Regions from separate parts of the Homo sapiens genome. Here region 1 is linked to region 2. A link is a loop called in an ENCODE intact Hi-C map of the cell type or tissue named here. Cell type or tissue: dorsolateral prefrontal cortex. All regions are shown on one strand. Each heading gives the region's core, and the rest is flanking DNA. Links, peaks and the distances in the headings are about the cores only.

The links. A loop is a pair of places that touch in the nucleus more often than their neighbours do. Peaks named below come from ENCODE experiments on the same cell type or tissue, not always from the same donor. Only the 100,000 strongest peaks of a DNase experiment are listed, where the experiment ranks them.
Region 1: a loop joins it to region 2, with 5 times the contacts of the local background. A loop is called at or near these places in 93 of 110 quality-filtered maps.

Annotation. Positions count from the first base shown.
Region 1 is chr2:219,469,130-219,485,257 of GRCh38, forward strand. It overlaps SPEG (striated muscle enriched protein kinase), which reads left to right. Exons shown (of 41, transcript NM_005876.5): 13 at 27-250; 14 at 2,739-2,858; 15 at 3,098-3,202; 16 at 3,761-3,967; 17 at 4,375-4,498; 18 at 4,599-4,774; 19 at 7,741-7,853; 20 at 8,148-8,316; 21 at 8,560-8,656; 22 at 8,776-8,976; 23 at 10,015-10,072; 24 at 10,654-10,731; 25 at 10,833-11,011; 26 at 11,542-11,568; 4 more. It overlaps ASIC4-AS1 (ASIC4 antisense RNA 1), which reads right to left. Exons shown (of 2, transcript XR_923921.2): 2 at 12,603-13,280. Among named protein-coding and RNA genes, the nearest start is that of SPEGNB, 19 kb to the right of the region's middle. RefSeq lists enhancers at 6,121-6,828, 7,536-8,243, 15,130-15,931 and a silencer at 7,158-7,452. In dorsolateral prefrontal cortex, for the core only: a CTCF peak has its summit at 7,312 (motif pointing right); a DNase peak (open chromatin) is centred at 7,322.
Region 2 is chr2:219,522,075-219,534,863 of GRCh38, forward strand. It overlaps ASIC4 (acid sensing ion channel subunit family member 4), which reads left to right. Exons shown (of 10, transcript NM_018674.6): 2 at 9,684-9,828; 3 at 9,927-10,054; 4 at 10,241-10,403; 5 at 10,809-10,865. Among named protein-coding and RNA genes, the nearest start is that of ASIC4-AS1, 11 kb to the left of the region's middle. RefSeq lists enhancers at 836-1,336, 1,337-1,837, 10,169-10,766. In dorsolateral prefrontal cortex, for the core only: CTCF peaks have their summits at 8,272 (motif pointing left) and 8,501; a DNase peak (open chromatin) is centred at 8,257; H3K4me3 peaks cover 512 bases; H3K27ac peaks cover 319 bases; H3K27me3 peaks cover 2,808 bases.

The sequences.
Region 1 (16,128 bases), core at 2,960-10,959, 55 kb before region 2:
CTGTGGGCAGCTGTGTGGTCTTGCAGCTCGAAGCTGGAGAAGATGCCATCCATTCCCGAGGAGCCAGAGCAGGGTGAGCTGGAGCGGCTGTCCATTCCTGACTTCCTGCGGCCACTGCAGGACCTGGAGGTGGGACTGGCCAAGGAGGCCATGCTAGAGTGCCAGGTGACCGGCCTGCCCTACCCCACCATCAGCTGGTTCCACAATGGCCACCGCATCCAGAGCAGCGACGACCGGCGCATGACACAGTGTACGTGTCTGGGAAGTTCCCCGGGAGTGTCCCCTGCAGCACCCACTTGGCTTGCAATGCCCTGCCCCTCTCCCCAGCTCTCCCCAGGCCTTTCCTCTGTAGCCTGACCAGGGACAGGGTGCCTGGGGGAAGGGAACCCGGAGGGACTGTGAGGTCATTGCCTCCCCTGCAAGCCCACACAGCACTCATCTGCTGAGTCACCCCTCAGTGCCCGTTAGCACTGACTGGGCAGGCAGTACTGCCTGCTACTAACCCGCATCGGGCCCATGAGCAAGTTACAGAAGCCCTCTGTGCCTCAGTTTCTCATCTGTAATTGGGTTGTTACGAGACTAAATCAGTTAATGCATATAAGCCCCAGAGCAGGGCCTGGCACCTGGCAAGCAGCTGGGAGGTGTGAAGTCTCAGTATTCTTGTTTTAGTAGCCATTATCATCAGCGGTGGTACTTCCTGGAGACATTGCAATGAAAAAGCAGGTGTGGGCAGTGTCTGGCATGGAAGGGATGCTCTGTCCAGGGTTGCTAACAAATAGCAAATAACGAAGAAGGGGCCAGGGGAGACACAGAGGAACGTATTTGGGTTGGTGTCCTCTTAGCCTGGGATACTTTCTTATGGGAGCATCTCAGTTCCATCCTTGAAGGAATCTGAGTCTTGTGTGAGAAGGTCTGCCCCCCTCCCATAAGACAGTGCCCACTCTTTGACCCACGATGATTTCCTCTTATGGCTGCAACATGACAAAGATCACTTTCATTAAGTGCTTTCTAAGTGCCAGGTCCTGAGAGCTAAAGGTATGACAAGGACCATCTTACCTTGCCACAGGCCTATAAGGCGGATACTATTAGCCCCATTTACAGATGGGGAAACTGAGGCTTAGAGAGATACAGGAAGCTGCCAAGAGGCAAGAAAGGACTGTCTGACCCTGGTGCCCAGCTCTTAACCAGGATGTCCCTGTCACCCATGCTGCATCCTCCCTGCCCACCCGCCTGCCCATCTCCAGTGATGCCACCCCGGCTCCAACCCCTGCCCACAGCCTCCCATGACTGTCATTCTCAGCAGCAGGCCTCCCTGTCTCCCAGTCTGCTCTGAGGCCCTGGGTGAGTGTCTGTCTCAGGATCTAAGCTGGCGTCTCCGCTTCTGCCTGTATCTGGGGTCACTGGCAGCCCTTGGCTTCTCTTCTCTTATAAATAGTGTCAGCAGAGATAAATGAATGGGTGACTGTTCTATGCAGAGATAACTGCAAAGAGAAGGGAAGGGTGTCTAGGGACAGCCCTGACATGAAGGAGGACAGTGCAGGCCTCCTCTCTGTGTCTTCGCCAGAGACAGCCTCCTTATCATCCAGGGAGCAGGGAGTAGGGAAAGAGCTTTGGAATCACATGGTACCAAGGTCAAACTATCATTTATTAGCCGTGGGACCTTGAACAAGTCAATATCTCTGACCTCATTGGTAAAATGGGGATAATTTTGTAGAGTTGTTGCAAGGATTCACGAGGGGGAAAGCATGTCAGGTACCTGGTATAGGCTGGGCACAGAGCAGGCAACTCTTGTAATATATCATAGAATGTATTTGGTACTTACTGTGTGTGAGGTTCTGGGTCTGGTGGGACAAGCAGATCTGACAACGTCAGCCCTCTCTTTAAGGAGCTTGCAGACCAGGTCAGGAGCTATGACTGATGCAAGAGGAAGAGCCCCCGCCCATGAAAAGCAGCGTGGGCCAGTGCCCATCGATGTGCAGGCGAGAGGGTTGGGGTCCTGGGAGGAGTCAGAGGATGAGGGGTAGAGAGCGGGCCAGGGGCAGGGGGGCTTCATGGGCTGTACCCACTTAAACTATGTCTTGAAGGACAAGGAAGCCTTAGGTAAGAGGAGAGCATTCCCCAAGGGAGGAATGTTGTGAGCAATGACCTGCAGATGGAACTCGGTGTCTCGTTCAGGGGCCTGATAGTTAGCCAGCATCAAGATGCAGAGGAGCAACAGAGACGTGGCTGGCAGGGAGTTTGGGTTGAGGGCTTTGCTGTCCTCCTGGAGGGCTTCCCTGCAGCTGTGCTGGAGACAGAATGGCAGTGGCCTTGGGGATGGAGAAGAAGGGCTTAGGGGAGGGGCCTTGGGAACAAAGCTTTGTTCGAGTTTTGACATAGAGGTTGTGACCATGCAGAGGTGGGAAGACGAGGGGCCAGTCAACAGAGGCAGGGACCCCAGAGGGTGGCCCAGTGTAGGAGGAAGAGAAGATGATAAGTTGCCTGGCCTGACACACTGGAGGGACAGACCAGAGGGGCCAGGGCAGATGTAGACTTGGAAGCCAGCCCGGGCCCAGACCCAGACTTTGCTGCACCATGGATGCACTTCTTGCTGCCTGCCCCATCCTTGCCCCATCCTTGCCCACTCGCCTCCTCCCTGCAGTGGATGGGGGTGAGGGACCAGGCCCGGGATGGCATGGGCCTACCCCTCAAGGTATCCTCCGGGCTCAGGCCCAGTGTCACTGTCCCTCCCCTCCCAGACAGGGATGTCCATCGCTTGGTGTTCCCTGCCGTGGGGCCTCAGCACGCCGGTGTCTACAAGAGCGTCATTGCCAACAAGCTGGGCAAAGCTGCCTGCTATGCCCACCTGTATGTCACAGGTGAGGCAGGCACCCTCGTGGTCAGCTGCACGCACAGCCTGGCCTCTGGCACTACGTGGGGGCTCAGGGAAAGGGGCCTCCACCCAGCTCCCTTCCCCTCCATCCCCTGGGGACCCTCTTGCCTTGCCCCTGCCCCTGCGGCTGAGCCCCCAGGCCCTAGCCTCCTGCCCTGAGGCTCGGTGATCCTGTGGGGCTGTTGGGCCCTTGGACCCAGCAGACATTCGAACTGCGGCTTTCAGATGTGGTCCCAGGCCCTCCAGATGGCGCCCCGCAGGTGGTGGCTGTGACGGGGAGGATGGTCACACTCACATGGAACCCCCCCAGGAGTCTGGACATGGCCATCGGTGGGTCAGGGCTGCACAGGGCCATGGGTGGGGAAGGGGTGTGGAGAAGGCAGGCTCAGGCAGGACACCATGGGGGCCAGGCCCCAGAAGCGGATGGGCAGGGGCAGGAGCTGATGGAATGCTGGTGGGACCAGCTTTGCCCGTCTTCTCTCCACGTTGCATGGGGCTCTTGCTCTGGGTGAGGAGAGGAGGCACGGGGCACTGCCACATTCCCTTCCCATCCTCAGAGTGGGTGCCTGGGTCAGGACTTGCAAATGCCCTCTCCTCGTCTTGTCCAGGATCTCCTCCCGCTCTGCCTCAGTTTCCCTACCTCAGGTATCAAGGAATTAGAGTTCAATTCCAGCCCCATCTGTGCCTGTACTGGTACCTTGTTGGCTCTTAACCTCCCAGGGAAGTGGCTGGGCAAGAGCAGATGGGGGGACAGGCAGGAAGCAACAGCAGAGACTGAGGCACGTCATCAGAGCAGACTAATGATGAGTTCCAGGGTCCCGGGCCAGCTGGATGGGGAGGGGTTACTGCTCCTGCAACAGCAGCCTCTAGTAGCTCCTCTCCCGCCAGACCCGGACTCCCTGACGTACACAGTGCAGCACCAGGTGCTGGGCTCGGACCAGTGGACGGCACTGGTCACAGGCCTGCGGGAGCCAGGGTGGGCAGCCACAGGGCTGCGTAAGGGGGTCCAGCACATCTTCCGGGTCCTCAGCACCACTGTCAAGAGCAGCAGCAAGCCCTCACCCCCTTCTGAGCCTGTGCAGCTGCTGGAGCACGGTGAGCCTGGGTGCTCCTGTCGGGTGGGGGTGGGAGCTGCTGGGATGGGGAATGGGGGCCCTGTGGTGGAGGCTCAAGGGATGGCCTGGACATGGTAACTGGCAGGAGCAGCCTAGCCGGGCGGGACCTTGGCCCATCTGTACACTTCCTTCTCCCTCCTGAAAGCAGCAGGGCACGGTGGCTGAAGCTCAGGCTTTGGGATCGGGCCTGCTGGGGTCCAACCCCACAACCTCAGCTTTGCTGCTCTCTGGCTGTGTTCCCCTGACAAATCGCTAAACCTCTCTGAGCTTCAGCTTTCCCATCTGTAAAAACGGAACTCAAGTGTTGATGAGGGGTGTTAGAGGAGTGGTGGGTGCTGAGGACCTGATGTCAAGCCCAGCACAGAGCCTGCGCTCTCCTCCTCCCAGGCCCAACCCTGGAGGAGGCCCCTGCCATGCTGGACAAACCAGACATCGTGTATGTGGTGGAGGGACAGCCTGCCAGCGTCACCGTCACATTCAACCATGTGGAGGCCCAGGTCGTCTGGAGGAGGTGGGCCCCTTTCCCACATGTGGCAGCCCAGGTCTGGCCCAGCCTGGCCGGAATGCCCTGGGGCAAGATCTGGGTGACCTCCCTGTCATGTGTCCCCTAGCTGCCGAGGGGCCCTCCTAGAGGCACGGGCCGGTGTGTACGAGCTGAGCCAGCCAGATGATGACCAGTACTGTCTTCGGATCTGCCGGGTGAGCCGCCGGGACATGGGGGCCCTCACCTGCACCGCCCGAAACCGTCACGGCACACAGACCTGCTCGGTCACATTGGAGCTGGCAGGTGGGTGACAGCGGGCCTTCTTCCTAGCCTCCCTCCAAGGCCCAAAGCTCTCTACTCACACCCCCAGGTACACAACCTGCCTGACACTGCTGCAGATCCAAACCCATGTCCTCTGGTCAGGCCTGTCCATGTCATGGCTATACAAATACCATATTAGTAATAATGACAACAATCATACTAACAAGATTTATTGGCCAGACGCGGTGGCTCACACCTGTAATCTCAGCACTTTGGGAGGCCGACACAGGTGGATTACCTGAGGTCAGGAGTTCGTGACCAGCCTCGCCAACATGGTGAAACCCCATCTCTACTAAAAATACAAAAATTAGCTGGGTGTGGCGGCAGGTGCCTGTAGTCCCAGCTACTTGGGAGGCTGAGGCAGGAGAATCACTTGAACCTGGGAGGCAGAGGTTGCAGTGAGCCGAGATTGCTCCATTGCACGCTAGCCTGGGCAACAAGAGCAAAACTCTGTCTCAAAAAAAAAAAAAAAAAAAGATGTATTGAGCCTAGTATGTGCCAGTCTCAGTACTAAGCACTTTACATGTATTGCCTCATTTAATGTTTACATCAGCCTTGTGAGTTGGGGTTGGTTATTATCCCCATTTTACAGATGAGGAGACTGAGGCCGAGGCTAAGAGTAACTGGCCCAAGTTCACAGAACCTAATAAGTACAGGAGCTGGGTTCAAGTGTGGCTGCCTGACTCCTAGCTCCTGTGTTAAACATAATAGGAAATAGTATCTCAGATATAACAAACATGGGAAGACCAAGTTGGTTTTTAAAGAAACCCATGGGCACATCTTATCACCGAACTGCCAGCCCTGAGAATCCTGGCCGCCCTTCGGCACAAGCCTGTTTGACAGAGCCTCCCAATGTTTGCAGCAGCAAGGATTCTTTTTTTTTTTTTTTTTTTTGAGACAGTCATCTCACTCTGTCACCCACACCATCTCGGCTCACTGCAACCTCCACCTCCCAGGTTCGAGTGATTCTTGTGCCTCAGGCTGCCAAGTAGCTGGGACTACAGGCTTGCACAACCACGCCCAGCAAATTTTTTGTATTTTTTAGTAGAGATGGGGTTTTGCTATGTTGGCCAGGCTGGTCTGGAACTCCTGGCCTCAAGTAATCCGTCCACCTCGGCTTCCCAAAGTGCTGAGATTATAGATGTGAGCCACCGCCTCGGGCCTTAGGATTCTTTTTATAATTTTTCCTTTAAAGATGTAGTTTCTCAAACTAGTTACTACCTAATGCATTAGGTAGTAACTGTTTGGTTTTCTAATTTGTTAATTAACTCTAGACATATGTAACCGCCACTCAGAACTCCTGATCAACATGGGCTAAACAGGGTTACCTGCTGAGTAAATACAATTCCAACCAAAAGCAAAGAAAGTGACATTTTACTTAGCACAGGCAATCTTATCATGGGTAAATGGACATTTTCTGGTGCTTTCAAAAAACCATTGAAGCTCACTTGAAACTTTCCGGTGCTTTGACCTTCATAGACTGCCCCCACCACCTCCCAGCCCATGGGGGACAGGATTCCTAGAGGCGAGGGGAGGCGTCTGTGAAGTGGAAGATAAGTGGCAATAGGGTGTGTAACAAAGAGACAGGGAACGCTTCTGGCCGTGCTGTGAAGATGGTGGGGGTGCTGGGCGCTCTTTTAAGTGTCTCCCTCCTTGCCTGCCCTGTCCCTAGCACTCTCCACTCAGTCACCACTTTACTCCTTGACAGTCCATCTTCAGGACTCACCTTTCTTCCCAGATATAGGAGGAGCCCTGAAGTTTGGGGAGCCCCTGGCCCTGAGAGCCCTGCAGCACAGCCTAGCTGGAACAGTGACCGATGGAGCCCCATTTGAGCCCAGCCAGTCAGGGCTCTGATGGGGCTGGGGCTTGCACTGACACCCCTATTCCACTAGACCCCACCCAGCCACACCCAGACAGGGCAAGTGGAGTGGTGGCCCCCCTTCCTCCACGTCAACCTCACTGCAGTGTCTTCCCCACCCCCGGGATGGCCTCCCCCGTTGTCTGTGTGCCTGTGAAGGGTGGGGGTCCACACCCGGCCGCCCTGCCTTCCCAAGTGCCTGACTCATCCTACTTCTCCTCAGTCTGAGATGCTCAAACACGCTGGGGTGGGGGGTGGGGGCTGGCGGGGGACACCTGGAAGTCACAGGCTCCTTTGCAAAGCACATTGCAATGTGTATTTAATTCCATCATGAGAATTAGAAGCTGCTTTACCAGGAAATCATATGACCATGTGATATGTATGGAGAATGAAATCACAACCACATGTGGGAGATACTGAGAGTCCATTTCTAGATGGTTTGGTTAGTATTTGGGGGTTGTTTGTTCATCTTGCCATCTCCCAGATGCTATTAATAGAAGCCCCTCTAAACATTTTTCAAAGATTCAGTGAAAAAACTTCAAGGTAGAGGCAATGCCATCCATGAGCTTAATTCAGGGTCACAGGCTGAGCCACCTGCAGGGGCCAAGTTCAGGTAGTCAGAAGCCAGCGGGTGGCCCTGTGAAGAAGGGCGGCCACCCACAGGGGGCAGCATTGGGCCACTCCTCTCCCGCGGATTCATGCAGCGAGGGGAGCGACTCAGGATGGCCAGTCCTGATTTTTCAAGAGAGGCAGGAAATCCAGATTTCTTTTGTGTGTGAAAATCTCCTAATTTCAAAGCTGCCAAATTAATACAGAAGGTCAAACAAAGCAAGCCTGCACCTTGTGCCAGGTTTCCTCAGATTTGGAGAACATCACGTTTGGATTTACGGGGCGGGGCGGGGCTTGGTCCAGGCAGGGAACTCTGTTGTCCCAGTTGGTGGGGGTGGGGGGTGGTGGCTTGCAGGGAGGCGGGGGTCTAGCGTTCTGACTGAGCCAGTCACTGATGGGGGATCTTGGGAGGGGCTGAGGAGGCAGGGTAAAGCCAGCCCCTAGCCCCTTCTCTTCCCACCCCTATCCCCATGTGTTTCAGAGGCCCCTCGGTTTGAGTCCATCATGGAGGACGTGGAGGTGGGGGCTGGGGAAACTGCTCGCTTTGCGGTGGTGGTCGAGGGAAAACCACTGCCGGACATCATGTGGTACAAGGTCAGAGTGTGCTGCTGGCTGAGCCTGGGGGAGGGAGGAGGGGCTCCCTGGGGGCGTGGGAGGGTCCTGGAAGGCCTTAGGAGGGCGGAGCCCGGGCAGAGGCGTGGTTAGGAGGAGGAAAGGGGCTGCAGAGGACTGACTAGCTGAGGGGTGCAGGGCTTTCTGTGGGAGATAAGGGAGGAGCTGACTCTGGGTCCTGGTGAGAGATGCGCTGCCCAGAGTAGGAGATGAGGCCCTGGCCCCAAGGTAGAGATGAGGCCAGGCCCAGGCTGAAGGTGAGACCCCACTCTGCAGGACGAGGTGCTGCTGACCGAGAGCAGCCATGTGAGCTTCGTGTACGAGGAGAATGAGTGCTCCCTGGTGGTGCTCAGCACGGGGGCCCAGGATGGAGGCGTCTACACCTGCACCGCCCAGAACCTGGCGGGTGAGGTCTCCTGCAAAGCAGAGTTGGCTGTGCATTCAGGTAGGCAGGAGTTCCGGAGAAAGGTAAAGCGCACACCCCCTGGAATCTGATGTGACCCTCCATGCTCTGCCCAGGAAGCAGCCAGCCCTGGACTCGAGCCACCACACCCCCAGCCCAGCACCCCGCCTTGAGCCCCCAACATTCTTGCACCTCTTCTCTCTTCTTCTTCTGTCCACCTGTCCCAGTCTCTGGCCTGCTTGCTTTCTTCCCCTCCCACCTAACACCATGACATCTCTGCCCCAGCTCAGACAGCTATGGAGGTCGAGGGGGTCGGGGAGGATGAGGACCATCGAGGAAGGAGACTCAGCGACTTTTATGACATCCACCAGGAGATCGGCAGGTGTGGGGCTAGGAGGGAAGCCAGTGGGGGCCGAGAGAGGCTGCTGGGTCTGAGGGTTGGGAGGGGTGGAGAGGGCCACAGTGATGGCTGATCTCTGACCCCCTCCCTGTGTCAACCAGGGGTGCTTTCTCCTACTTGCGGCGCATAGTGGAGCGTAGCTCCGGCCTGGAGTTTGCGGCCAAGTTCATCCCCAGCCAGGCCAAGCCAAAGGCATCAGCGCGTCGGGAGGCCCGGCTGCTGGCCAGGCTCCAGCACGACTGTGTCCTCTACTTCCATGAGGCCTTCGAGAGGCGCCGGGGACTGGTCATTGTCACCGAGCTGTATCCTGGGACAGGCTGGGGGCTAGGGGGATCCATGCCTAAATGACTGGTCCTTGTAACATCCAATAGGCAACATGTTTTACAGTTTACAAAGTAGTCCCAATTGACAATTGGGAGGGATACATCTGGAGACTTCTATGAAAACCAACAGTTTTAAGCCCATTGTTAGCTTAAATTTTCATAGCATTTAATGTGTGTGCCTGGCAGTGTTCTAAGAGTTTTACAAATATTAACCTATTTAATCCCATATATTCCTATCTCCTGGAATTTTATTATTAACTTGTATTATCCCCATTTTACAGATGAAGAGACAGGCATGGAGAGGTTAAATAACTTGCCCAAGGTCACAGAGCTAGCACATGGCCTATGCTTTTCATCATGAAATGCAGTACAATGCATCTGCATATTTGTAGTGACCCCATTTCAGATCAATACTTGGCTTTATTTAGAGGCTGTTTTCATAAGGAACAGATTTTACCCTTTCATGAAGGCTGTGGTTAAGCAAAGGCACATTGAGGTAAGGATGCTGGGTGATTGGCTCATCACCCCAGTAGCAGGGTGACCGTAACCTGCACATGAGCCTCCTGCCTGCACTGTTTGAATTCAAACCTCAGCAAAATGACAAATTATTCCATGTCATGGATCTTCTAGGTCATTCTCAAATAGAGTCAAGAAGTTCCATCCACAGTCAACAAAATTCTGCTGTAATTTGATCCCTATAAATGCTTTACAGGGTGGGCAGGAAAGGAAATGTTATTCCCATATTACTCCTGGGAGAACCTAGGCTCAGAGAAGTGAAGTGACTTGTCTGAGATCCCATAGAAAGTGGGAGTTCAAGCAGGGATGACCCACCTGTGCCCTCAGAGGACAGGAGGTGGGGAGGGGGTACACGTGGAGGAGCGGAGAGGCAGTCTCTGGCTAGTATCAAGCATTCTGTAAGGGGAAGGAGAACCCCGTGCTGAGCTGGGACCTGCCCTGAGCGCTGGGCTGGGCCGGGCAGTTGGCACTGGGCACTGTTCTCCTTGATCTGGGATGTAGCTGCACAGAGGAGCTGCTGGAGCGAATCGCCAGGAAACCCACCGTGTGTGAGTCTGAGGTGAGGGCAGTGGGTGGCAGGGGCCAGGTTGGGCACCAGCCTTCACCCACCTGAGCTTTGAGAACCAACAAATGGGTCCTGAGTGTGCCATCTGTGCCCACAGGAAGCCAGGGGTGGAGGTGGAGAGCACTGTTAGGTAGGCAGCAGAGTCCCCACCCAATGATACCAGACCCCCATCTATCTGAGACTTGTGCTATTCTCTCTAAATCTCAGCAAACCCACCCCAGCTCCTAACTGTTGTTTCCCACTCTTCATCACATAAACATCCCCCAAACATTTCTCCTGGAAGGAGCCCCACCTAGATTTTATTGATCTCACTGCAGTCCTGCCACGTCAGGCTGTACATGTTGTGCACTGCACAATTCTACTTATTACCACGCAATGGCTCCTCCCTATAATTGTGCTGTACCCTCCGGTGCATATGGTAGCCTTGGATCTTTGCAACCCCAAACCTGTTTCAGCCCCTTCCACGAGCCATCTGAAGGCTACTCCACAGGCACAGCCGGACCGCTTGCCGCCCTGGAGGTGTTCAGACATACACCACCCTTCCCCCTCAGACTCTGGGCCCACTATTTCCACAGATCCGGGCCTATATGCGGCAGGTGCTAGAGGGAATACACTACCTGCACCAGAGCCACGTGCTGCACCTCGATGTCAAGGTGAGGTGGGGACTGGAGAGCAGACAGCCCCTGTGGGAGCCAGGAGGTGAAGCATCCTTCCTTGTTCATTTGGCCCGCACACCTCGCCTTGTGTCTTCCAGCCTGAGAACCTGCTGGTGTGGGATGGTGCTGCGGGCGAGCAGCAGGTGCGGATCTGTGACTTTGGGAATGCCCAGGAGCTGACTCCAGGAGAGCCCCAGTACTGCCAGTATGGCACACCTGAGTTTGTAGCACCCGAGATTGTCAATCAGAGCCCCGTGTCTGGAGTCACTGACATCTGGTAAGGCTGGCATGCTGGGCTGGGCCGACCAGGGCAGCTGCCCTTGGGGCTGTGCTGGGGACGCGCTCACTGGCAGGGAGATTTACCGAGCCTGAATTCCTCCTGAAGGTGGGCTGGAGGCATTGTTTGCAGGGTCTCCTGCCCATGTTACTCCTTGCCCCTTGTGAGTCAGGGCTGCCCCATTCTCTCAAGGCCTCAGCCCTGTTAGTCCTTGACTCCTTGTCTCCCCTGGAAGCCGGGCCTTCCCCTCAGCATTCAGCCTGCCTCCTCCAGTAAGGCAGGCATGGTCCCATTGGTTCCCAGGCTTCCCTGGGCTTCCTGGGCCAGCCCTGCCATGACCCTGGACTTCTCCAGGCATATCTGGACCTGTAGGTTCAGGGTCCTCCCTGAAGAAGCCACTCCTGTGCCCATTGTCCATGGCAGTGTTCCCAGGGAGGTAACAGCTCACTCAGGTCAGCAGTAGCAAAGAACTGCTCCCTTCCAGTCAGAGAGGGGCGGTCCTCTTACCTATCACTCTCCTTTTCCCACAGGCCTGTGGGTGTTGTTGCCTTCCTCTGGTAAGGACCCCTCTGCAATGTCCCAGCAGTCTCCTGGCAGGTCTACCCCTAACCTTTGCAGGGCTGCAGCCCACCCCCTTCTCTTCCGCACCCCCCACTCCTTCTTGCACTGCAAGGAGCCTCATGTGCATGAAGGTGGACACCCCTGTCTGCATGCCCACACTCTGCCTGTCCCCACACCCCTCCATAAGAGGTGGGCACCCTAGATGGAGAGAGCCCAGCGCAGGCTCAGGGCCATGGAGGCAGGGAACTCCTTGGCTCTGAGTGTCCAAAACTTGGACTAGATGGGAGTGGAGCTCAGGGTGGGCACATCCCCTTGGCACAGACTCTTCACTCATGGAGAGGCCACACTGGAGGAGGGATGGAACAGGTCCTCTAAAGCACAGGCCACTAGGCCCCAAGGCAGCACCACCTCCCTGCCCATCAGGGGGGCTGGGGAGGGGACAGGGCAGGAGAGAGTCCGCAGCCTCACCTCTTACCCACATTTGCCCAGCCTCTGTCATCCTCACAACCCCAGAGCCTCCATCTGTCCCCAGCCCTGTGCCCCCACTGACATTCCCCTTTGTCCCCGCCTGCCCCTCATGACAGCCCTCTTCACCCCTGCAGTCTGACAGGAATCTCCCCGTTTGTTGGGGAAAATGACCGGACAACATTGATGAACATCCGAAACTACAACGTGGCCTTCGAGGAGACCACATTCCTGAGCCTGAGCAGGGAGGCCCGGGGCTTCCTCATCAAAGTGTTGGTGCAGGACCGGCTGTGAGTACAAGGCCCTGGGAGCCCCCACCTGCAGGGTCACCCTCATACCACCTGCCTGCTACTCCCAAACTCCTGCCCCTCGACATGCAAGCCCCCAACTCCTTAGGAGCCCTGTTTGCTCAGTTATTGACTCACTGATGACTGAACGATAAATCCCTTCTTAATCCTCATTCATTCACAGGAGACCTACCGCAGAAGAGACCCTAGAACATCCTTGGTTCAAAGTGAGTCTAGTCTGCAAAGTGGTGGCACAAAAGGTGGAGGGAGAGAGAATGTTACTAACAGCTCTATTTATTGAGTACCTACTGTGTGCAGTAACCACGTTAGGCATTGTATGTACATATGACGTATTAGCCTCACAATAGCTTTGCAAAGGAAGGCATTATTAGTCCCATTTTGTTGACAAGGAAACAGGCTCTAATCAGTGATGGAGTTGGGGGTATACATACTGGACTCCAGGGCATACGTCTGGACCTCTCCATCCTGGGCGTCCTCAGTGGAGTTCTCCCCCATGCTTGAGACCAGACCCTGGTCTTCCTGACTTCTGTCTGTCCATCTCTGTCCTGCACTGGTCCCACACAATAGCGTTGGGGGTGACCAGGCAGTCTCAGCCCCTTGGTTATGAGCTTCATGTGAGCAGGTTCTCGGTTCTCACTCATTCATCTTCAAACCCCAGTGCCTCAGGGCACAGTGCCAGGCATTGATGGGGTCTTGGGGATTTGGGAGGGGGGGTTCAGCAAATGAGTCTGGAAAGAGCGCCTGAATAAACTGTTCATGGAGGGTTGTGCCAGGTCACTTGAAGGCTGAGGTCATTCGGGTATCAGGAGTTGAATTAAGAGCCTTCTTTCTCAGACCGGAAATGAGCTCCAGAAGAGAGAGCCTGGGTGGGTAGCTGAGGGAAGCATCCGTCTTGGTCTGGACCACCAAGGCTCCAGATGTCTGGGGTGTTGGCCCTACATGGAGACAGAGGGGAGCTGGGGAGCCAGGACCCGGGTAAAGGGCCTAAGATCACAGGCCTCCCAGGGCAGCTGGTTTACCAGGACAGGGCCATGAGCCCTGGTGGAAGCTCAGAAGCCTACCTAGGGGAGCCACCAGTTTCCTGCCTCTCCCCTGGGGGGTTCAGGGGATTTGTCTTTAGGTGTGCATCTTGGCTGTAGGCATTGTCCTGACAGACCCAGGGGGAAGGGGACCCCCAGGAGCCCAGACTCAGTGCTGCTCGATCCACTCTCTCCTGCCACCCCGCCCCATGGACTTTGTCTCTCTGTTGCCAAACCTGGAGGGTCTAGGTTGACAGCTTTCCCTCAAGCCCTCTTTCCTGGGTTTGCAGACTCAGGCAAAGGGCGCAGAGGTGAGCACGGATCACCTGAAGCTATTCCTCTCCCGGCGGAGGTGGCAGGTAAGTGTGGCAGGCCAGCCTCTGTGCTTTCCACCTTCTCCTTTTCTCTAGCACTGCCTTCCCCCTCCCGTGGGCCTTCATCTCCTGCTCCTGTCTTCTCGCTTTCACTGGCTCCATGCCTAGCTTCCTGCCTGTTCCCTGACCCTCTGCATGCTCAGGCCTCTTCCCCAGGGCTGAGGTGGGCCTGGGGGGGACAATCCTGCCCCAGGGGTCCCTCAGGTCTGACTCCAGTACCCTGTCTCCAGCGCTCCCAGATCAGCTACAAATGCCACCTGGTGCTGCGCCCCATCCCCGAGCTGCTGCGGGCCCCCCCAGAGCGGGTGTGGGTGACCATGCCCAGAAGGCCACCCCCCAGTGGGGGGCTCTCATCCTCCTCGGATTCTGAAGAGGAAGAGCTGGAAGAGCTGCCCTCAGTGCCCCGCCCACTGCAGCCCGAGTTCTCTGGCTCCCGGGTGTCCCTCACAGACATTCCCACTGAGGATGAGGCCCTGGGGACCCCAGAGACTGGGGCTGCCACCCCCATGGACTGGCAGGAGCAGGGAAGGGCTCCCTCTCAGGACCAGGAGGCTCCCAGCCCAGAGGCCCTCCCCTCCCCAGGCCAGGAGCCCGCAGCTGGGGCTAGCCCCAGGCGGGGAGAGCTCCGCAGGGGCAGCTCGGCTGAGAGCGCCCTGCCCCGGGCCGGGCCGCGGGAGCTGGGCCGGGGCCTGCACAAGGCGGCGTCTGTGGAGCTGCCGCAGCGCCGGAGCCCCAGCCCGGGAGCCACCCGCCTGGCCCGGGGAGGCCTGGGTGAGGGCGAGTATGCCCAGAGGCTGCAGGCCCTGCGCCAGCGGCTGCTGCGGGGAGGCCCCGAGGATGGCAAGGTCAGCGGCCTCAGGGGTCCCCTGCTGGAGAGCCTGGGGGGCCGTGCTCGGGACCCCCGGATGGCACGAGCTGCCTCCAGCGAGGCAGCGCCCCACCACCAGCCCCCACTCGAGAACCGGGGCCTGCAAAAGAGCAGCAGCTTCTCCCAGGGTGAGGCGGAGCCCCGGGGCCGGCACCGCCGAGCGGGGGCGCCCCTCGAGATCCCCGTGGCCAGGCTTGGGGCCCGTAGGCTACAGGAGTCTCCTTCCCTGTCTGCCCTCAGCGAGGCCCAGCCATCCAGCCCTGCACGGCCCAGCGCCCCCAAACCCAGTACCCCTAAGTCTGCAGAACCTTCTGCCACCACACCTAGTGATGCTCCGCAGCCCCCCGCACCCCAGCCTGCCCAAGACAAGGCTCCAGAGCCCAGGCCAGAACCAGTCCGAGCCTCCAAGCCTGCACCACCCCCCCAGGCCCTGCAAACCCTAGCGCTGCCCCTCACACCCTATGCTCAGATCATTCAGTCCCTCCAGCTGTCAGGCCACGCCCAGGGCCCCTCGCAGGGCCCTGCCGCGCCGCCTTCAGAGCCCAAGCCCCACGCTGCTGTCTTTGCCAGGGTGGCCTCCCCACCTCCGGGAGCCCCCGAGAAGCGCGTGCCCTCAGCCGGGGGTCCCCCGGTGCTAGCCGAGAAAGCCCGAGTTCCCACGGTGCCCCCCAGGCCAGGCAGCAGTCTCAGTAGCAGCATCGAAAACTTGGAGTCGGAGGCCGTGTTCGAGGCCAAGTTCAAGCGCAGCCGCGAGTCGCCCCTGTCGCTGGGGCTGCGGCTGCTGAGCCGTTCGCGCTCGGAGGAGCGCGGCCCCTTCCGTGGGGCCGAGGAGGAGGATGGCATATACCGGCCCAGCCCGGCGGGGACCCCGCTGGAGCTGGTGCGACGGCCTGAGCGCTCACGCTCGGTGCAGGACCTCAGGGCTGTCGGAGAGCCTGGCCTCGTCCGCCGCCTCTCGCTGTCACTGTCCCAGCGGCTGCGGCGGACCCCTCCCGCGCAGCGCCACCCGGCCTGGGAGGCCCGCGGCGGGGACGGAGAGAGCTCGGAGGGCGGGAGCTCGGCGCGGGGCTCCCCGGTGCTGGCGATGCGCAGGCGGCTGAGCTTCACCCTGGAGCGGCTGTCCAGCCGATTGCAGCGCAGTGGCAGCAGCGAGGACTCGGGGGGCGCGTCGGGCCGCAGCACGCCGCTGTTCGGACGGCTTCGCAGGGCCACGTCCGAGGGCGAGAGTCTGCGGCGCCTTGGCCTTCCGCACAACCAGTTGGCCGCCCAGGCCGGCGCCACCACGCCTTCCGCCGAGTCCCTGGGCTCCGAGGCCAGCGCCACGTCGGGCTCCTCAGGTGAGGAGGGGCAGGGGTAGGGCAGCAGGTGCAGAGGAGGGTGGGGTGCGCTGGAGAGAGGCTGTGGGAGGAGCAGAGGGCTGGGGACACCCACCAGGGGCAGGCTGAGGCCCCGAGGGTGGAATCAGCAGGGCTGGAGGGGAGGAAAGCAGGAATGGCGGCAGGGCTGGGTGGGCTAGGGGTTC
Region 2 (12,789 bases), core at 4,790-12,789:
CGCTGGAAATCCAACCCACCCCTCAAATGCTCACCATGCCCTTGGGACACCCGTGGGTGTTGGGTTGGAGGGGGAGCAGTTCCAGAGAGATAGGCACGGGCTGCAGCAGCCGAGGCGGCAGCAAGAGTTCAGAGAGGAGCCACGGGATGATTAAGGGGAAATGGAGGATTGATTTAGGAGGAAAGATTAAAGGAGCTAAATCCGTGGCGCTTGGCTCAGCGGTGACTAAGCGTGGACAGGATAATAGCTTACAAATGTGTGGAAGGTGTAAATACCAAACGGGGGGAGGGGAGGCGGCTCGGCGGGCCCGGAGGGTGGGGTGGGGGCTGGGCAGGTCCCCGGGGAGGGCTGGGAACCCCTGGGCGACTGCCCGGTGGGGTCGGCCCCTCCCCAGTGGGGGCTCACGGGGGAAGGAAACGGGACGTTGGGGAGCCCCAGGTTCCCAGTAGGGGTTCCGTTTCTGGTCGCAGCCTCCCGGGCCTCGTGCTGATCATGTCTCACTCCCGCCTGGCTGGGGATCTGAGGTCGCGGGTTCAAATCCCACCCGAGCACCCAAGTCCCTCAGTGCCCCCGGCCCCGGGCCTTTTGGCCGCTTCAGGCCCGCCAGCCAGGCCCAGCTCCGCATCCATCTCCTCGGGACCCCCGCCCCCGTCGCCCCCTCCCCGGCCGCCGCGGGGGCGGGCGGCGGTGTTTCCCTCCGCGGTGGAAGCCTCTGGCGCTGCTGTGTGCGGAGGTCACTTTGCCGAGGAGCCGGGAGCCGGGGGAATGCAAATGAGGCAGACCCAGGGAGGAGAGCGGAGGAGCCCGCAGGAGATGGGAGGGAGGGCGCTCGGGAGCCGTGATGGATGCCTGGCCCGCGGGAGGGAGCGGAGGGCGGCGAGGCGCGCGAGCCGGTGGGTGCGGCCCTCTGGGTGCGGGTGGGCCAGGCCTGGGCGGCCAGGCTGTGTGTGCGGGAGAGGGCGGGGGGCCAGGGATCCTGGCAGGCGCACACCCACCCACCCACCGTCCCCGCCGCCTCTTTCTGTCTTGTCTCCTGAACTCCCGCCTGGCTGTGGGAGTGTGCTCCACTGTATAAGCAAAACTCTTGACGAGGAACTTTGCATCGAGGGGCGGGAATGTCAGGGAAGGACTTACTTACCAATTCACCAATTAAAAACTGACTTTCTAGGGTGTAAGGCCTAAGCGGTCGCTGCCTGGGGAATGGTTTTGACCGTTTACCTGGGTCCCGGAGGCCTTCATCCTCCCGTTCTCCTCTCCCGTGGAAGCGCGGCGCCCGCCGGGGACCACAGCCTTCTTCCACGGCCCCCAGCCCTCCCTGGCTCCTAGGGCTCCCCTGTCCCTTCCACCACAGCTCACACATTTACATTTGAACAAACACCTCAGCCATTGCCTCCTAGATCCACTGTAGGGAGGAAGTGGCCCTGAAAAGCTCATGGGTGGCGGTGGAGGTGGGGGGTCCCTGTATGCACGTGTAGAACTAAGCCTGCTGAGGGCGCTGTGTCTTCCTCTTTCTTGAGTGTGGCATTGTCTGATGCCCCTCCTGGGTGAGCCAGGTGGCTTGTTTAGAGAAGTTTTTCCTGACCCTGCAAGCCAAATTGAGCTCCTGTTCCACCGTGGTGACCTTGGCTAGGTCACCCCATCACTACAAGGATCACAACTAGTAACAATTTATCCATTTGTGTGACTGGTGGATTTGTGAACATGCCTGGTGCAGTTCAAAGTGTTTATGTTGTAAGTGCCCCATAAGCACTTTTTTTTTTTTTTGAGACAGGGTCACGCTCTGTTGCCCAGGCTGGAGTGCAGTGGTGCCATCACGGTGGCTCCCTGCAGCCTCAACCTCCCAGACTCAAGAGATCCTCCCACCTCAGCCTCCTGAGTAGCTGGGACTACATGTGTGAGCCACCATGCCTGGCTAATTTATTATTATTTGTAGAGACGAGGTCTCGCTATGTTGCCTAGATTGGTCTCAAATTCTTGGGCTCAATCGATCCTCCTACCTTGGCCTCCTAAAGTGCCGGGATTACAAGTGTGAGCCACCGTGCCTAGCCCATAAGTACTTTGAATGAATGAATGTCTCTGCAGCCAGACAGCAAGCTCCTTGAGGGCAGAGGCTGTCTGTTTTGTTCTCTGTTGCATGTCCAGCACCAAGCACACAGTGCCTGACACTGTTGAGCACAGGCTCAATGAATAGTGTTGGACAAAGTAAGTGTTGTTTGAACATTCACCAGTTCTTGAGCGCCTACTATTTGTAGGTACTGTGTGCCAAGTGTATGTCACACAGTGGCTATGGGTGGACTCCAGGGCCAGACTGCCTGGTCCCCTGTCAGCTTCCTTATCCTCTCTGTACCTCCGTTACCCTGTCTGTAAAATGAAAACGATAGGACTACTGCCATATAGGAGTTTTGTGAGGGTTAAGGGGTTAATCTATATAAAGTGCTTAGAACTGTGCCTGGCACAGAGGTAAGCACTAAGTAAATATTAGTGGTTGCTATGATTTACGTACATTCTGTCTTTCCTCATAACACCTTTGAAGGGCGCCTGTTGTTACTGCCATTTTACAGATGAAAAATGGAGGATCAGAGAGGTTAATTGATTGAATCTGAATCCCACAGACTTAACTAAGGGCAAGGCCCAGATGTAAACTAGGTTGGGCTTTCCATCTGGTAGGAGAGCCATATCTCAGAGCCTGGGGGTTTCGCTGTGACAGAGCTCCATCCTCTAAGCCGCTCCCAAATTGCAGAGAGAGCCTGCAAGGTGCTTGATGCCCTGTGAGGTTGCGCCCAGTGGGGATCCAAGATCAAAATGGCTGCACTGTCCTGGCAGGAAGCTCCATTCCCCAAAGGGCCTCACCCCTCCCTTGAGCACCTGCCAGGAATCACTGAATTGATCTCTAATCCTCTCATGTAACTTTAGGAGGAGGAATTACCATTCCCCTTTTACAGATGAGCAAACCGAGGCTCAGAGAGGTTTAATCACACATCTGAGGTTGTTTGTCCAAAGTTGGTGGGAGAGGCTGGATTTGAACCCTGTTCTGTCAGCCTACAAAATATATGCCCCTTTCCCCATGTTATGAGCCTCCTGTGTATCCATTTCCAGCACCACATAGTGATCAATCTCTGCCCTAGCTTGGTTCATGCTGGTCTCTACAAAACCTTTATTACTGGTGCACGTATATGACTGCACTTTGCAAATGCCTTTCACATACTTCCTCTCTTTTGAGATGTACAACTAATCTGTGAAATAAGCAGGGATTTCTGTCTCTACTTGACACATGAAGAAACTGAGGCCCAGAGAAGTTGATAAATCACTTTACTAACCTAAGTCACACAGGCTATCTGTGATGGAGCTGGAGCTGAAACCAGGGCCTGCTGACTCCCAGGGAGGTGATGTTGGCCCGTGAACCTGGGGTCCACTTCTGAATCTGCACCTGTTTTCTGCATGCCCTTGGATCTGAACCTTGCCGTCTCTAGGCTTGTTTCTGCCTTTGTACAATGAGTGATTGGACTGAGTGACCTCGAAGTTCTGAGCAGCGCAGACACCTCAGGCATTTTGGTTGGTGCCATCTTCCTTCCTCTGCACCTGGAAAGGATAGGGAAGGAAGAGGCTTTGAACCTGGATACTGGGCCACCCCTGAATAAAGCTAGGCCCTGGGAGCTGTTCCACCCCAGGGTGCTGGTCACAGTCCAGGGCAGATGAAGATGCACCCCATTCCACTGGCCCTCTCTGGACCTAGGGGCAGAAGAATTCATTCCAGGGGTACCTAAGAGAGAGGCATGGGGGTGGACCCCATCAAGGGGAGAGCTGATAGAATTTGGGGGAAGGGATACCATGGAAGAATGTCAGGGGAAGTGCCGGGACCAGAGGCAGGGTGCCCAGAAGGCAGTGGAGATAAAGCCCAGGCCGAAGATTAGCTCTGGGATTAGCCTGGCCTCAGCATCTCCTGGCTGCTTCTTATCTCCTGGAGGCCCAGGGCCCTCCCCCTGCCACAGCTCTGAGCCCTGGCCCCGCTAATTGCCTGTTAACCCTGTGGGCTCTGCGAGGGAGGGAGGATGCAAGCAAGCCAGCCAGGGAGAGAGCTTTCTGGAGAAACGGAAGCTGTGAATAGATAGAGTTCCGAGGGCTGAGAGAAGCCACTGCTCTCAGGAGGAGCAAGCTCTGGACAACTCTCTCCCAACCCCTCATCACTGTCTCAGGCAGACCCTGAGAGAGAGGGGCCAGGGAGAAGGAGGTGGAGGGCACCTGGAGAGGGGTTCCTGGCATGTTGGGTCAGGGTGGGGAGCCTCAGGCCCAGGGAAAAGTCTAGGAGGAAGACAAGAGGCTGAGACTCGACAGCCAGACTAAGGGATGGATAGAGAAGAAAGCAAATAGGATAGAGAGTGCAGTGGGCAAGGGACAAAAAGGTCAGGGGGCATCCAGGACAATGGGAGAGAAAGAGGCCAAGGGGATGGACAGGTCAACAGAGGGCAGGGGCAGAGAAACAGAGTCCAAGTGGATAACTGATCAGGGGCAGGGACAGACGGGTCAGGCGGATAGAGAAGGACTCGAGAGACAGACTGAGATCAGGAAACAGAGGCTAGCGAGGCAGACAGACCCAGGCTGGGGTTCAGGCCAACACTAAAGGGGAGGTGATCAGAGAAGGACAGGCAGGTGCTGGCCAGAAGGAAGGTGGGGGAGGGGACCTGAGTGTCAGTGTACAGCACAGACATAGTCCTGTCTAGGAGCTGTCAGCCAAGGCCGGGAGGGGCTTTGGGAGGACACATGCCCCAGCTAGGGCCAGGAGCGTGGACCTGGAGCTAAGGCAGAGAGAGAGGGAGGGCCAGACCAAAGGAGGACATGGGGGTCTGAGATGGGGACACGGCCCAGAGGCTGAGAGCTGGTGATCTGGAGATAGCCCCTCTGCCATCAGGACACTCCCTGGCCCACGACCTTCCCCTTTCCGTGACCGGACCCTGGACTCTCAACTCCTTTGCATACTGCCCCCTCTTCCTGGGCCAGTCCATGGGGAGGGAGCAGTGGACAACCTGTGGGACCTTGTGGCAGAGCTGCCGTGCCGTCTCCATGGAAGAAGCTGTGGGCTGTGCTGCCACCAGAGTTCTGCCACTTAGGAGCTGATGGCTCCACCCACCCCTGCCTGCCTGGCCCAGGGACTGTCTCCTGGGCAACGCTGTGCTCTGACCAGCAGTCAGGACTGACCCGGGCTGTGCAGGTGGCCTCCTCCTGCCAGTCTGGCCAGTCCGTTCCCTGCAGAGTATCCCTGAGACCCAGACAACTTCCACCCATCTCCCTTTGTCACCCCGACTCTGCACAGCCACCTTGAGGGTTTGTGTGCCAAGGAACCACCACCCTCGCCAGCTGGGCATTCGTTCTGCCCTGTGTAGGGTGGGCTCGGTTCCATGTAGCATGTGTCTGTGTGTGTCTGTTGGAGGTACCAGGTAGGGACGCTGCCCCAGCCCCTCCGAGAGTCAGGAGCCTCCAAGAGCCATTCATTCACTGAACACCCACCAGGTGTTCTATAAGCACCTACTGTGCTTTGACCTGGGGTTCAGTTCTGTTTGAATCTCGGCTGTCATTTATTTGCTGTGTGCCCTTAGCCAAGTCACTTTCCTTCTCTGAGCTTCAGGTACCTAATCATTAAATGGGGGCAAAAATACTTAGCTCATATGGGTTTCTTGGAGACTCAAAGGAGAAAATAGATCAAAAGCACCTATCACAGGACTTGGTACAAAGTCGGGATGTTTGATAGTGTTTGCTTTCCTTCCTCCCACCTCATACCTCCTTCTGCAAATCTCGCTGGGCTCTGGGGATGCCAAGAGGGAAACAGGACTCCTGGTCACATGGAGTTCATGGTCCCATGGGTGAGGCTGAGCTTCAGAGACACCACAACGGTGCCTGGCAGTCAGGGCTCCGCCGAGGTGGTGCTGAATGCTGAGGGACATGAGTGAGGAGCTCATAACGTGGGTACCCCACGTCGCCCATGCCTTCTTTAGCCTTTCAACTGGAGCATATACGCAAAACTGGCTGTGTCAGCAAGAGCTGATTCTAGCATCTTCTTGGTTTGAAATAGGAAGAGGTTGAGTACTTTCAGATTTCTACAAATACTAATATATGCCTCCCATCAGCATTTCCCACACCACCAGGACCCAGGAATTTTGTTTTTCTGTTTTTTTGAGACAGAGTCCTGCTCTGTCACCCAGGCTGGAGTGCAGTGGCGTGATCTCAGCTCACTGCAACCTCTGCCTCCTGGGTTCAAGCGATTCTCCTATCTCAGCCCCCTGAGTAGCTGGAACTACAGGAGCCCGCCACCACACCCAGCTTATTTTTGTATTTTTAGTAGAGACGGGAGTTTCACCATATTGGCCAGGCTGGTCTCAAACTCCTGACCTTGTGATCTGCCCTCCTCAGCCTCCCAAGTGTTAGTGTTGGGATTACATGCGTGAGTCCTGGGGTCTGGACTTTTTGTTGTTGTTGTTGTTGTTGTTTTTTGAGATGGAGTCTCACTCTGTTGCCCAGGCTGGAGTGCGGTGGTGTGATCTCAGCTCACTGCAACCTCCACCTCCTGAGTTGAAGCGATTCTCCTACCTCAGCCTCCTGAGTAGCTGGGATTACAGGTGCCCACCATGACACCCAGCTAATTTTTGTATTTTTAGTAGAGATGTGGTTTCACCATGTTGGTCAGGCTGGTCTTGAACTCCTGACCTCAAGTGTTCTGCCCTCCTTGGTCTCCCAAAGTGCTGGGATTACAGGTGTGAGCCACTGCACCTGGATGGGATAGAGGAATCTTGCACCAGGCCCATTTCAGAGTTCCTCCACCTCCAGTGACTTGCGATAAGAGCACAGGTCTAGAGTCGGGCTGTCTTGCTGGGTTCTCCTCCTTTACCTAGTGCCTTTCTACTCACAGTGTGGCCCATGGACTCTCAGCCTTGTCCAGCTCCCTCCCCACATCTGTTCTACCAGACTCTGCACTTTAAAAAGATCCCCCTGATTTGTGTGCACAATAGTGTTTAAGCCCTGGGCTTGAAAATCTTGGGAAACCAGTTGAATTCTCTGAGCCTCCATTTCTTTCTCTGTAGAATGGGGAGATAATAGTACCCACCTCACAGGGTAGTTGTGAGGATTCATCCAGATAGAACATGTGAAGCGTTTAGCACAGTGCATGGGGCATACTGAGTGCTCCTGAGCTGTCCATGACACCCACTCCTGCCCCACAGATGGATACATAGCAGGGAGGAGGGCAGGGGTGATACCTGTGGGGTCAAGGACTTGAATCTGGGAGCTGGTAAAGGTGTGTGGGGGATGTTGAGGGAAGGAGAGGACTTGGGGGACAGGAAAGGAATTGAAGAGAAGCCGATATGGAGAAGAAAGGGTGAGGAAGGTACAGAGGAACGATGCAGGAGGGAACGAGGAATGGGAGAAGAGAAAGGGACGGGACTGGGGCCCATTCCTGTCTCATCTACCTGGATGGGGCTGGGGCAGGAGCTGGATCCCGAGGTAGGCTAGGCTTGGAGTGGGGGGTGCCAGCAATGGTTTGCAGGAGCAGCTGGAGCCTCGCCCCTCGATGAGGTGCACCTCTCCTTCTTCCCAGCTGTGTGACTTTGGACGTCACTTCACTTCTCTGAGCTGTGATGTCCTCATCTGAAGTAGTTGGGATAACTACACCTAGCTGGTACTGAGGGGATGTGTGCAACGGTAGACGGCACTGTGTTCTGTAAACTCAGGGTGCTTTGTTTGTGGTGCACACGTTTTTGTTTCGGGAACGGGAGGCAGGGTGGTTGGGTGGTAGAAGAACTGTGGGAGAGGGGAGGATCAGGGCTGCGACTCCCAGAGCACTGCAGCAGGGTGGTCTACTTCTCAGGCATGGGGACTTCACCCTGCCCCCTAGGAGGTCTCAGGAGGACTCTCAGTTGGTTCGCTGCCCTCCACCCAGCCTCTCTCCCTTCTGCACTCCCCCTGTGTAGCCAGGCATTCAGGATCTCTTTTTCCTTCCACACCGCTTCCTGCCATTTCTTCCAGCTTTTACCAGTGGGAAATGTTCCCAAGGAGAGGGGAGGGGGAGCGGGAGAGAGTGATTGAGTGCGCCGACCCCTTGCCCTCAGGGAAGGTGCTGCCTGTGATGGGTTTGACCCAGGGGCTCGGCTCTGTTAGGGAAGCCTGGCAGGGGGGAACTAGAACCCGCCTCTCCCTCAGCCTGTTCTCCACCCCTGCCGCTGCGCAGCTCCTGGTGGCAGCTAAATCCCCAGCGGGAGCCTGGGCTTCCATCTCCGGGGCGCCAGCGCCATCTGCTGTCCATGCAGGAGAACTCTCCGCAGAGGAAAAGGGAGCCGGGCTTCTGTGCGGCAGAGACTGCTCATTCAAGTGTCCCTTGTGCCCTGCACTGGGCCAGAGGCTGGGGACACCAGACAGGCTCCTGCTCCTGTGCGGCATACATGCTCATTGAGGGAGATGGACAATGGACAGGAGACAAGTAGATGAACAAGATCATCTCAGGTCTTGATAAGTACCTTGAGCAAACCAACAGACATGTGGATGCATGGACGGTGACACTGAATGTGGCCGTGTGATGTAGGAGTGTGACATGCTGAGGCTTCAGTGATGGGCAGCTAGCCATACCATGAGTGTGTGTGCGGGGGCATTCCAGGAGAGGGGACAACAACAACAAAAGCCCGAGGAGAAAAGGAGTCCAGGTGTCTGAACTTGTCACAGACATGTGGGGGAGGTGGTGGGAGAGGCAGGCAAGGGCCACATCACATGGGCACTTTTGGGTTAGGGAAGGAGCATGACTTCATTATGTGGGAAATGGGAAGCTATTGTTGGGTAAGTCAGTTAGTGGTTTCATTGGATCTGAGCACTGTGGACTGGGCACCATGGCTTCCGGTAGGGAGGGGCAAGGGTGGACCAAGGTGGGAGAGCAGTTAGGAGGAGATGGCAAAATGAGGGTTGCTGGAGAAGGAAGGAAAGTGGATGGATTCTAAATGTATTTCAGAAGTGGGCTGGAGGCTGGATGTGGTGGCTCATGCTTGTAATCCCAGCACTTTGGGAAGCCAAAGCAGAAGGATTGCTTGGGCCCAAGAGTTCAAGACCAGCCTGGGCAACATAGAAAGACCCTGTCTCTACAAAAATAAAATAAAAAGTAAAAAAAAAAAAATTAGCTGGGCTTGGTGGCATATGCTTGTAATCCCAGCTGCTTGTCAGGCTGAAGCAGGAGGATGGCTTGAGTCTGGAAGGTTGAGGCTGCTGTGAGCCGAGATCGTGCCACTGCACACCAGCCTGGGCAACAGAGCAAGACCATATCTCAAAAAAAAAAGAAGAGAAAGAAGTGTCCCAGGACTAGCTGTTGGCTTGGATGCAGGAGTGATGGAAGGGGAGATTTCAGAAATTCCGACTTGAGAAACTGGGTGGATATAGTGGGGTGGTTTACTAGGGTGGAGGAAAACGGTGGGGGGAAGGCAGGGTTTGGGAAGGTGTTGATGTGCTGTTGGGTTGGAGATGCTTTCTAATCATCTAAGGGAGGCCATCAGTAGAAAAGTTGGCGCTGATTGGAGAGGCTGGGCTGTACATTGCTTGCTAGGATACGGGACTGGAGTGTCCAAGCAGATCTGGTGGCCCTCAGCAGGGAGCAGGGAACTTCGGAGTTGCCTTGGCCACTCCTTTCATCTCCCCTCCTGCTCTCTCACCCCACCTCCCAGGTCTATACTCGCTATGGGAAGTGTTACACCTTCAACGCGGACCCGCGGAGCTCGCTGCCCAGCCGGGCAGGGGGCATGGGCAGTGGCCTGGAGATCATGCTGGACATCCAGCAGGAGGAGTACCTGCCCATCTGGAGGGAGACAAGTACGCAGGCCGGAAAGGGACAAGGGCCACCTTGGGGACTGGGGCCTGGGCCCTCTGCCTGGGATGGGTTTCCAAAGGTCCCCATCTCTGCTGTGCAGATGAGACGTCGTTTGAGGCAGGTATTCGGGTGCAGATCCACAGCCAGGAGGAGCCGCCCTACATCCACCAGCTGGGGTTCGGGGTGTCCCCAGGCTTCCAGACCTTTGTGTCCTGCCAGGAACAGCGGGTGAGCATCTCCTGCTAGGCCCTGGATTGGGCACAGGGCTCGCCTTTGGGCTCAGAGGGGATGTGGAGCAAACCTGCCCTCTAGAAGCTCAGAGCCTGCCAGCTGTGTTGACTTTGCTGGGGCTGTGGGCACTGGAGGACTGGGTGGGATTCCTGAGCATGACCTCATCATGCCCCACCTCTGCAGCTGACCTACCTGCCCCAGCCCTGGGGCAACTGCCGCGCAGAGAGTGAGCTCAGGGAGCCTGAGCTTCAGGGCTACTCGGCCTACAGTGTGTCTGCCTGCCGGCTGCGCTGTGAAAAGGAGGCCGTGCTTCAGCGCTGCCACTGCCGGATGGTGCACATGCCAGGTGGGCACCCCACCCCCAGCCAGCCCTCCATGCCACCCTGCTAGGCTCCAGAGCCTCCCGGGGCAAGGCACTGCTCATGTGCACAGGCAGGTGCATGTATACAACATGTGTATGTGTCTGTACCCGTGTGAGTGTGAGTGTTTGGGATTTTTAAACATGGTTTCACATATGCATGTGGGAATGCCGGCATGCAGATGCCTGTGTGCATGTTAATATGTATTTGTGTACGTGCATGCTCATTTATATCCGTGGTTGCGTATTTGTGGGGGTTGTGTGTGTGGTGTTCAAGCACATTTATGCAAATGTGTGCATATGTGTGTGCATGCATGTATGTGCTTACATTTGGGCGTGTGGGGGACAGGGGAAGTGATCGTAGATTCCAGGAATAATCTTCTCTCCTTTCAGGCAATGAGACCATCTGCCCACCAAATATCTACATCGAGTGTGCAGACCACACACTGGGTCCGTGCTGCCTACCCTTTCCTACCTCTCCATCAGCCTCTTCATGTCTCTGTCCACTCTTCTCCTCACTGTCTTGGATCCTCCCCTCCCAATCTCTTCCTGGAGGGTTCTTCCTGGGGGTTGAGCCTTAGCCCATACTTCAGTGGGGTTGGGGAGAGGTCTGCGGACCTCTGCAGGTACAGACACTTGGGTAAGTGGAGGCAGCAGGGTGGGGGGTTGCAGAGAAGCCAGGACTGGGAGTGAAGGTCTGGGCTTCTCATCTTGGTTCAGCCAATGAGCTCACCCACTTTGAGAAAGTGAAATGACTTCTCTCTTGGTCTCAGGAAAAATGCATTGCTGGCTATCGGTGTGGGTAAGGCAAACCCCATCTGTCCACAGATCTTGCCTGATCTGCAGTTCATCCATCTATCCATCCATTCATCGATTCGCGCATTCTCCAGACCTTTACAGCCTGTGCTGGGTACTGGAGGTGAGAGTGGGGGCGACAGCCCTGCCCTTGGAGAGCTTACACCCCGGCAGGGCTGTGGACAGCCATTCCCACACAGCCCGTCAACTCCTGGAGAGGGGAGCCTCGGGTGTGCTGCAAGGCCCCAAGGAGGGGTGTGCAGCCCTAGCCTGGGAAGGTAGGGAGGATTCCTAGAGGAAGGGACACATTAGCTGAGGCTTGATGGGTGTATAAGAGTCAGGTGCAAAGGGGGACATACACTGAAGACCTGTGGCCAGAAAGAGCATGCTGTGTCCGGGGCACTGAAAGGTCTGTGTGGCTGCAGGGCAGAGAACAGGGGAGGGAGTAGAAAGAGTAGAGGAGGGAGGCCAGGCACGGTGGCTCACAAGTGTAGACCCAGCACTTTGGGAGGCCAGGGTCTGTGGATCACTTGAGCCCAGTAGTTCAAGACCAGCCTGGGCAACATGGTGAGACCCTGTCTCTGCAAAAAATAAAAAAGTGAACTGGGTGTGGTGGTGCACATCTATAGTCCCACCTATTCGGGAGGCTGAGGCAAGAGGATAGGCTTGAGCCTGGGAGGTTGAGGCTGCGGTGAGCTGGGATCACACCATTGCACTCTAGTCTGAGCTACAGAGTTACCCTGTCTCAAAAAAAAAAAAAAAAAAAAAAAAAAAGAGGAGGGAGGCTCTAGGAAGCCAACAAAGGCCTGTGGCAAGGCAGGAATGCCAGGTGAGTCCAATGAGATAGGAGGGGAGGAGACTCAAAGCCAGGGACTGGCGAAGCTGGCTGCAGTAATCCAGACACCTGGGGCCTTGGGGCTGGGTTTGAGACACTGGGCAGCCACACACATCCAGCCCTTCTCTGTCCCCCACACCACCTGCATCTGTCACAGGGGTGATTGGAGATGTTTAGTGAAGGAACAGATATGTGATCAGGAGTAAGGTGCCTGCAAGGCACAGCGGTAGACCACAGAGCTAGCAACATGGGGAGCCTTCATTCCCACCAGGCCTGCAGGAGGAGAGAGAGACCTGTGGCTGTCCGAGAGGGCTGACTGACAGCAGCATGGCTGGAGGAGCACAGCCTCTGCCACCTACGGCCTGGCAGTGAGAAAGCCAGGCGGGAGAAATACCCTGGCATCTCTTCCCTCTCACCTTCTGTTTCTGCTGGGGCCTCCTGTTGGCCAAACTGAACCCAAAGCCAGAGGACAAGGGAGTTTAGTTGATGCATTTGGGGGAGATCAGCCTCATAGGGTGCAGAGCAAGGTTGAAGAGTGGAGAGTGGATCTGAAGGGGCAGGCAGAGAAAGCCCAGCACATTGATCCTGGGAAGCTTGTCGGTCTATTTGTTCTTCTGTTCGCCCATCCGTCGATCTGGCCATCTGCCATCCATCCATCCATCCATCCATCCATCCATCCATCCATCCATCCATGCATGCATCCCAGCATCCTCTCCACACCTCCTTGTGTGTCTGAGGCCTCAC